2 separate regions of the Mus musculus genome follow, and region 2 is linked to region 1. A link is a loop called in an ENCODE intact Hi-C map of the cell type or tissue named here. Cell type or tissue: left cerebral cortex. All regions are shown on one strand.

Region 1 (5,000 bases):
CTAGCCTATAGCAGGTTTTACCCAAAGAGCAGATGCTGCCGTCAGCTCTGCCTTGCTTCTTTGCATCCTTACCCATCTTTCTCAGCCCCTGGCATCCTCACCGGCCTCCAGCTTTCTCCAGCTAGCGGCCTTACTCAGCAGCTATCCATCCGACTCAGGGAGGGCAGATGTCAACTGCTCAGTACGGGGCCACATACAGAGGGAAGAGACTCAGGACAAGCATCATAGGAAGACCCTGTTCATAGCCAGTCTGCTGGGCTCCAAATCTGCCACGTCCTTTCATGGGACTGTTCTCTGGGCCACCTCTGTAAAGGTAACAACAGGCATTCCTAACTTCCAGCTTTGGAGGGCATTGGTGATGGCTAAGACACAGCCAAGATGATGTCACAGGCATTGAGGCAAAAAAAGCCTGTTTTCACAGCTTCAAGCCTCAGTGTCCTTATCTGTAATATGGGAACCACTACAGAAGACGGCTGACTTTTGGCCTACATCCATCCTACATCCACATGGCCCTCTTCCTGCTTCTAAGGACCTTCCCCTTGGGAGTAACTGTATCTTCAGAGTGGGAGGATCCAAAGTACAAATCACATCCTGTCCCCACAGGTCTTCCCTGCTCTCACAGAGTACCAGCTGCCTCAGGCTGACCACGTGCGGACTAGAATTCTGAGTCACCCAGAGCCGCAAAACACAGGCCTCGGGAAGCTAGCCCCAGCAGCAGCCAGCACCCAGACAACTTACTTGCAAGGCCTCGGGGCTTCTGAGAAAAATGCCTCATTCCAAACTGTCCCCGATTCTCAGGATGAGTAAACGTAGCAGCTCTGGGCCTCTGATTTCAAGTAAGAGGCAGAGATGCCAGGCAGCCAGGCAAGGGCTGCTGGGTGGGGGTGGGCAGAGCAGTTTGCACCAAGCCCCAAGGTGGTGAAGGAACCGCCTACCCTCTGCAACACCCCAGAGAGAGAGAGAGAGAGAGAGAGAGAGAGAGAGAGAGAGAGAGAGAGAGAGATAGGTTCAGATTGTAAGATGCAAGCTACACAGGACAGTGTTGTGGGGCCTGATCCCAGCATCCTCATCTCTGACCCATGCCAACCTGACACCTCCACTGGGCAATGTTTTCAACTAGCTAGAACTCTGTCAAGGGGCCTGAGTAGGAGGAGGAGCAGGGCTGTGTCTAAGGGATGCATAGGAGATGCCACCCTGGAGATGAGTAGCTGACCAGTCTGGATACCTTTGGCGTATCTAGAGAACCATGGCATACAGGCCTCATCCTTGGATACTTGTCATCCTACCTTGTGCCATCTGAAACATATTAGCAGGAACCGGTATGCACAGACACCTGGCTTTGGATGTCTCAGAGCAAGACCCGGGGCACATGGCTAGCAACACAGCCTTCCTAAAGAGTTCATGATCTCAGGTTGACCTAATACTCCCTGTAGTTCTGGAGCCCCAAGAGCTGCCTTGCTGGAGGGACACAGAAGACACAAGATAGTCAGCTGGTTCCAGAACCCACAAGTGGTCTAACAAGTCGCCACAGATCCCATGATGCTCCATGTCTCACAGCCCATAAATAGTCCCTGTCAGCTGACACTAGTGTAGAATGGCTAGACAGAAACCGACCTAACAGCCCAGGCCTATGGAGAGCCCTGCCCTGGGGTAAGGAAGCCAGTGGCAGCCCCTGTGGGCCACAGGCCCATGGGGAAGATTGCATCTCTCAGAAGATTAACTCAGAAAACCACGGCCCTGGATGTCAACCCCAAGTAGAACTGTGCAGGGTGATGTGAGGACTCCGGTGCCTGGAAGGTGACACGGTGGAGTCTCTCAGTGATATGTGAGGAGAGAGAACCTTTCACTGGCCCTTAAACTTGAGCTTAGGACCACTGGTGCCCGAGACCCAACAGCACTGACCTTGCAGGACATGGGGGGGGGCCAGCATGTCTTTCAAGCTTTGGGTGACAGTGTGGAGGAGATTAGCCAGAGTCACATTAAGTGCAGACTTTTCAGAAATGAATTCAGCTAAAGAGAACTCAAAATGGTTCCTCCAAAAGACACCATTTACCACACAGCATGAGAGAGGCATGAGCTGGAAAGATGGCTTCATAGTTAAGTGTATACTACACTTCCAGAAGGCCAGAGTTTGGTACCTACTTTGGGCAGCATCATAATCTCATATAACTTCACCTCCAGAGAATCTGGCACCCTCTTCTGGCTCCTGTGGGCACCTGCACTCATGTGCATATACCCACGTACACATGGGTAAGACATGGAAAGGGGTGTGGGTGGCCACTGTGACAGAGGAGAGCAAGGAGTGACTTATGTCAGTGATGTAACATCACTATGCACACTCCACAGCCTACACTACTCCACTGGCAGATCTCACCTGAGAAAGAATTCTGGGGACATGTGCCAGGAGGCGAAGGCAATTCCAGACAGTGCTGTCTCTAACAGCAAGGAGAAGCACCTGGAAGCATCAGCAAGATGCTGAGTAGGCGGTGTGGTAGAATACTACACAGCCGGCAAAAGGGGAGGGAATCGCAGCAACAGGTATGCCACAGCCACCTAAGGCGGAAAGCAAAAGCGAATTCCAGGAAACTGCATAGAGAGGCTACTTTCCAGGAGGGTTCTCAGGCCTAAGAACCAAGTTGACTGCTCAGATGGCTGTTCAGAAACAAAGAGGAACCCCCAGCATGGAATCCAGGGTGCTACCTACATGCTTGGAGTGAGGGCATGTTTAAGAGACCATGCTGAGTTCAGGCACTATGCTTGCTTGAGGCCTGGTAGCTGAGGCAGCCTCAATGCCATCATGGCTGAATTGGAGCCAGCTGCTCACTGACAATACCACACACAGACCCTCCTGTGAGGGGCAGAGCCCAAACCATGGAATGCCATATACAACACAAGGAATTTTTTTTTTTTTTTTTTTTGAGACAGGGTTTCTCTGCGTAGCCTTGGCTGTCCTGGAATTCAACTTTGTAGACCAGGCTTGCCTCGAACTCAGAAATCCGCTTGCTTCTGCCTCCCAAGTGCTGGGATTAAAGGCATGCACCACAACCGCCCTGAGCGTGAGACGCCACAGGGAGGGGGCAGAGCAGGACTACATAGAAGGTGACTGACACCAAGTGGCCAGACTCAGTTCTTTCCTTGGACCCAGGAGAGCATTTACAAAGCAATCGAAACTGTGAGCACTGCATTTTATATCATTAAACATTCCCCACACTTGAGAATGACAATGGGAAATGGTAACAGGGAGGTTTTGTTTGTTTGTTTTTTAAAAAGTTCTTATTTTTTGGAGATTGAGGCAGGCAGTCCAAGTTAGCCAGTGATGCTGCTGAACTCCTAGTCCTCCTGCCTCCACCTCACCAGGGCTGCAATTGCAGAAACCCAGGGTCTCTCACACTCTGTCAACTGAGCCATAGCCCCAGGTTCTTTAAGAGAGAAATGACTGAGCTGGTTACAGCCAGTCCGCCTTCTTTAAACCATTAGAGGGGCTCAGAGGTCAGAAGGACTCTGGTTTAAATTTGTCATCGAGGAGTATCAATGGGTTGTATGTAATTATGTAATTTTGGTTCTTATAATATTTGTATTGTTGATATAGCTGGTAGAACGTGTAAGACTCAGTGTGCACATAGGACTTTTTTCTGCCCGAAGCCTCCGGCACATTGCTACTCACAGGAAGAGAGGGTAGGAAGTCCTTATTTAGAACCAACCGATGACAGGGACAAAAAGACCTGCTCAAACTGGCCATTCAAACCTTAAAACATCAGTTATGGTAAGGCCATGAGTTCATAATGGCTCCAAATAAGTCACGCACAAACAGCCCCAGCTGATCACTAAGGAAGCGTATTAACAAACTGACCTATGATTTTTTAAATGGTAAATAACGGGGAAGAATCGGGGCATTCATCGGGCTTCCCCATCTATCTGAATTCTCCCATTGTGGGCGCAGGGAAGTTTCCCTTTATAGATGTTTTCCAGCTCACAGGAGAGGAAGGGATGGCTGGATGGGAAGAGAGGTCACCCAGCGCAATCAACCAGGGCATTTGTGGAGGGAGGCATTCCCTAGCAAGTGCTCCTAACCTCCAAGAATAGCGACTACCTGAAGCTACACCCCTCAAAGTGAAGATGCACCACCTCCTGTGACTGTCACACCTCTCAAATGGCCGCTAACAAACAGGGCATCAGAGACAGAGAGAGGACCAAGCTGAAAAGGTTGAGAGAAACTGGGCCAGGAGAAATTCCGCAGGACAAACCACCAAGTTTCTGTTTCTCGAAGTAAAAATGGTTAAATACCTGCTGTGATAAACTCATCCTTATGAGACTTTTTTTTTGGGGGGGGGGGAACACTGTTTAGTATAGAGAAGCAACAGAGCAGTGTGGGGTATGACACACGCAGAACCAGGGCAGCCACTCTAAATGCAAACACAGGATAAAATCATAAAAGGAAACAAGTCGGTCTGGGAGCTGGCTCGGCAGTAAGTGCCTGCTGCATCAGCAGGAAGACCCAGAACTCAGGTAAAAAGGCGGGACCTGCGGGACCTGCAGGGCTGTACGCTGATAATCCCGGTCCTGGGAAGACAGGCGGATTCCTGGGGTTCTCTGGGCAGCAGATCAGTGAGCTCCAGGCTCAGTGAGAGACACTGCCTCAAAAAATTAAGGTGACAAGTGAGAAGACTCTGACCTCCACAGACACACGTGCACACACACAAATACATGCATGTACACATATGCAGAGAGAAGACTCTGACCTCCACAGACACACGTGCACACACACAAATACATGCATGTACACATATGCAGAGAGAAGACTCTGACCTCCACAGACACACGTGCACACACACAAATACATGCATGTACACATATGCAGAGAGAAGACTCTGACCTCCACAGACACATGTGCACACACACAAATACATGCATGTACACATATGCAGAGAGAAGACTCTGACCTCCACAGACACACGTGCACACACACAAATACATGCATGTACACATATGCAGAGAGAGAC
Region 2 (5,000 bases), 95 kb after region 1:
GTGCTCGGCATCTACACTGGGTGGCTCACAGCCAACTCCACCTCTAGCTCCAGAGGCCCCGATGCCCTCTTCTGACCTCTGCAGACACCCGCATGCTCACGGCGCACATGCCCATACACGGTTACATACACAAACACACAGTTAAAAATAAAATATTATTCTGGGGGGCGGGGAGGAGGTATGGGATATGGAGTAGTCGGAGGGTGAATCCGGAGAAGGGGAATAAAATATGGAGTGTAAAAAATAAATTAATTTAAAAAAATATTATTCTAAAAAAAAGGCGAAGATGGCTACCATGTTCATTTTTATGTAATCTTCTACTTGAGGTACCAGCCAGTGCACCCGAAAAAGACAAGTCAAGAGAGGCCTGAGAGCCGGGCGTGGTGGCGCACGCCTTTAATCCCAGCACTTGGGAGGCAGAGGCAGGCGAATTTCTGAGTTCGAGGCCAGCCTGGTCTACAAAGTGAGTTCCAGGACAGCCAGAGCTACTCAGAGAAACCCTGTCTCGAAAAACAAAAACAAACAAACAAAAAAAAGAAAAACCAAAAGAGAGGCCTGAGAAGGGGCGAGACAGTTCAGCGTGTGCAGAGCTGGGTCTTTTCGTCCTGGTATCCTCAGGCTCGGACATGGTAGGTGATTAGGAAATCGGCTGGATGAGTGCCTGGTTCACGCTGGCTGTGAAAGCACGGGTTTAATAAATGCTAGGCAAAGCCCACAGGGGTTGAGTTCAGTGGCTTAACTCACTCCAGCCATTTACATGTCAAATGACTTGCCCTAGCCCACCACCCCTGTCTTCAGTTCCATGCTTGCCATAGCCCCATGGACCAAGTGTCTCCCATCCTATCCAGGGGAGGAGCCAGAGGCCTCCCATAGTGGTTCAAAGCCTGGGCTCTGACTTCAGCTCTGCCTTTTATAAAAACTTTAAACACACACACACACATGAGAGAGAGAGAGAGAGAGAGAGAGCGCATGTGCCTTTAAGTTCTCCTCTGTAAACCAGGAGTCAAATGCAGAAGCTGCCTGCAGGCGTGAGAGGTGTACCCACGGCTGCTGGTCAGGCCTCCCCAAACTTCCCTTTGTGCCTTTACTACTTTTCATATAGCATCTGTCTCACTGTTGACCCTTTTTCTGCTGTGGATTTGTGCCAGGCTCCTGCCCAGCTAATTTAAGGCTCATCACCAGGATGCTATCATCCCAGACGAAGGCCTAGTACCAAGATAAAGATCAGATCCGCTCTCGGGGAGTCCTGCCATGAAGACACAGAGAAGGGTGACCTCCAGAGCTGAAGCACGTCACATCTGCCTCCCAGGGCTCTGAAGTCCCTTCTGAGCAGCTTGACAACACCCACGCTTCCCCAACAGATTCCCAGAGCGTCACTAGCCGCACCTGAGCAAGGGTCTCACCTGGTGACTTTCCTAAGAACACAACTTGGAAGAGGGTTGCCAGGGAGAAGAAACTCACGTCCCCTGAGGGAAAGGTCAGGTCAACAGCTGTGAATCAGGCTGACAGCAGGACAGGAGAAGGGAATGGCCCCACATGCTGTGATCTTCCGAACATCTCTAGCCCTAATCTAACCATGAGGAACACATCACAGAAATAAAATAAAGCAGGGGTGGCACAGGCCTGTGACCCCAACTCTGAGGATGCAGTGGCAGGAAGCTGTCTAGTTCCAGGCCAGCCTGAGCTATGTGATACCCTGTCACAGAAATAAATTAAATAGGCTATATATAAGGTATTTATAGCACCTATTTCTAACACAGTGCTTCAAGGCTATCACACACACACACATACACACACACACACACACACACACACACACACTCACTGAAAAAGCATGGGCTTTTCTCAATGACAAAGTATCAGTATCAAACCGATACACCATGCTGATGTATGCCTTGCGGGAAGGGGTCTTGGATATCTGGGAACTCTGTGTTACTATCTCAGTGCTTCTACAAACGGAAAACTGGAACCCCCAAATAAAGTATATTATTAAAAACACAACAATAACACAGGGTACCAGGCTTTCCCATGGTCATTAAGCCACCCATCTGCTGGCCACGGAGCTCTGCTTGCCAAGAAAAACTATAAAAAGCACCTCCCACCAGATTTGGCTTGGAAACTATTTCCCCGGAAATCCTCACCCTCCACCCTCACCTAGAGAGAGAGAGAGAGAGAGAGAGAGAGAGAGAGAGAGAGCCTGAGAGAGGAGTGTGAATTCCCTGCCAGCTAGATAGGACTTTAATCTTAATGAATACACAGCCCACTGATGTGTGTGAATGGCTCACAGATTGCTAACTGTGTCTTTTCAAGGGAAACCTGTCCCTAGAACGGACCTCTAAAAAACATGAACACTGGCTCTTTGACTATTATTATCATCTCTAGCTGAAACGTAAAAATCGTCACTAAAGCAAGTCCCTCCCCAAAGGTTGTCCGTGAGGACCCTGCTGGAAGAAAGGGTTAATGCCACCAGGACTCTGCAACTCCCCAGCCTGGCATCAAAACCCTTCCTACGCACCAGGCACCAGATGCCCGCAAGCCCGCAGCCACTGAGGCATCTGGAAGCTGCCAGCAGGCTTGCCCCTGAGCCTGCCGCAGGCAAGGGCTGGGCTGTCAAAATCAGGAAACCTGGTTAGGTTTTCTTGTTTGCTCCCAGGCAACAAGTTTTCTAACCAGAAAATGCAATGTGAAGCTGGGCATAAAGCCTGCTACCGCCTCTGACAGATGCTGTTAAATGCTGGAGTGACAGAGGCGTTGCCCAGCCCCCAGCAATAGGGGGCCAGACTAAACTTCAGCAGAAATAGCCGGTCCTCCTCTCCCAGGTGCCCCATCCATGAGAGCATGGGTGAGGGGCTGGTGAAAGCTCACTTAGTAACCTGGTCCACCTGCAACGACTGGTAAACTCGGAGAGGAAATGGGCCAGCCTCCTGGCACCAGAGGCAAACCACCCTCAAGCATGAGACAGAGCCTCTTCCTTAGTTTCAACACAAAGTCCCCAACAACCGGCTCCCAGGATGCCGCAGGCTCACTGTCTCACAGCCTCAGGGGTAAGACTGTCAGGCTCAGCTGCAGCCTCTCTGACATCCTTGGGCACACGCCCCTCTACCTCTACCGAAGCCACTCTCAGAAAGCAAAAACATCTCCTCTACAGCCTCTGGGCTGAACTAGGGAGCTAACCATCCTTTGTTATACTGACAGTGACCCTCAACCTCCTGGAAATCTCCCCCCTCCCCCATGGTGTGGCCACTCTGGCTCCCCTCCCTGTCACTAGGGCAGGAGCAACCCCTGCTGCAGGCTCCAGGAGGAAGCCCTGCATCGGGTCCCTAGGCCCTGTCCCCGCCAGGGCTCTAGGACTAAGCTTGGGGAGCCTCTACCGACCTTCGATAGGGTTCAGATAGTCATAATCGAAGAGGATGGAAAAGTCCAGCTCGTCTTGGGGACTGCCCCCGGGCTCGTGGCCGGGGCCGTCCCCGCCATCGGGGTCGGGCTGCGGCTCCGGGACGTCCATGGCTCGGGGCGTTCGGGATGCGGGTTCGTATAGAGTCGCGGGGCGCAGAGCAGGGGTCACCGTATCTGTGGCGCACGGTGAGGCCGAGGATGGCTCACGGCGCAGTGGGTCCTGGACGCGTCCGGGGAGCGGGTGGCGGCGCGAGCTTCCTGCTCAAGGCACCTGTTGCAGCCTGGAGGGGGCGGGGACGGCGGTGGCTGGTGGGGCGGGGCGCCGCCCGGACGGGGAGGGGCACCGCCCGGTCTGGCCTGAGCGACAGGCCCAGACAACTTCTGCTTCACCTGCTGCTGTCTGACCCAGGGTCCGGTCAGAAGCTGTTGCCTGCGAGCTCTACCTTAGGGACCACTCGCTGAGCCTTTCCCGATTCCTAGGAGAGGGGCGCCCTGTCTTCTTGGGGATGCCCACAGCTATGGCTCATGCCAAAGTGTCTGTCTCTGATTTGCAAGCTCTAAACTCAATTGACCAGGCCTGGGCCACCTACCACGTGCCACCCAGCATATAGCAGCCACTGTGGGCCGGTTGGGACAAATTAGGGATAAAGATCATCACCCCTTTTGATAACCAGGAGAGAAACCAGCAGAAGCTGCGAAGGCTTTGGCGCCAGAGGGAAGTGACACGCGAAGTTTGATTCATGATGATCTGGGGACCCTGTCCTGGTAGTGAGAACAGGAAGTGGTCTGGTGTGTGGGAGGCAGGGCTGACAGGTAACCTGTACTTCCGGCTGACGGAAGATGTAGATTACCAGGCTCCTCCTCGGGTCTCTCAGTTCCTAGTCTGGATTCAAACCCAATATTATGGAATTTTGATCAAGCCCCTAAGGCAGAGGTTTGGGGTGACTGCTGAAGAACCCAGGGCCACCCTCCAAAGAGACTCCCAGTTAACAACTTCTCAGAGCAAGAAACAAGGTAGCAAAGCGGAGATGGGCAGTGCTCCCTGATAACCCCCACCCCCACCCCAGCATGATAACAGTCACCAAAACAGCTTTTAAAAGCCAGGCTCCGCTGCAACTGCAACCTCAAGAGAGGAGGTGATAAGACCAAAGATCAGAAGTCTAGGTGGGTGGAGCCCTCTGGTCCTGGTCACCCAAGCTTGGTGACAATGACTGCACTCCTGCCTGGCAAGCATTCTTCAGGGGGAGCCACTTCTCCACTGAGGAGGTGTATCTCAAGCCATCCATCACTGAGATGGGTGTGGTTGGTTAGGCAAACTGATAGTCCCAGTACCAGAGAGGCAAAGACAATAGGATTGCCTCATTTGAGGTCAGCCTGGGCTACAGAGGGAGAGAACTAGTCTTGCCACCAAAACCAAACCACTCTCATCTTTCTTTTCGGAAATCTTTGCTGAGTAACTGCTGCAGATGCTGAGATGCGGGCTACTGCAAGGCTATCCTGCTACCCTGGTCACAGGACACAGATGTAAAGAGCTGTGAGCAGGCTTTTCTAAACTCCCCAACACACTACAATCCAGTGGAGCCTGGTTAAAAGCTCCAGGTTCC

Evidence for each region. Hi-C counts contacts between places; a loop is a spot of excess contacts. Peaks named below come from ENCODE experiments on the same cell type or tissue, not always from the same donor. Only the 100,000 strongest peaks of a DNase experiment are listed, where the experiment ranks them.
Region 2: it touches region 1 in a loop (1.8-fold over the local background); 1 of 42 quality-filtered maps calls a loop at or near these places.

Annotation. Positions count from the first base shown.
Region 1 is chr2:168,491,310-168,496,309 of GRCm38, forward strand. The region is part of intron 9 of Nfatc2 (nuclear factor of activated T cells, cytoplasmic, calcineurin dependent 2); the gene reads right to left. Among named protein-coding and RNA genes, the nearest start is that of Gm33413, 54 kb to the left of the region's middle. In left cerebral cortex, CTCF peaks have their summits at 2,200 (motif pointing left) and 3,080 (motif pointing left); a DNase peak (open chromatin) is centred at 715.
Region 2 is chr2:168,586,687-168,591,686 of GRCm38, forward strand. It overlaps Nfatc2 (nuclear factor of activated T cells, cytoplasmic, calcineurin dependent 2), which reads right to left and starts at 3,679. Exons shown (of 11, transcript NM_001136073.2): 1 at 3,376-3,679. The coding sequence starts at 3,505. In left cerebral cortex, CTCF peaks have their summits at 2,603 and 2,803; DNase peaks (open chromatin) are centred at 2,138, 2,622 and 2,945; H3K4me3 peaks cover 1,361 bases.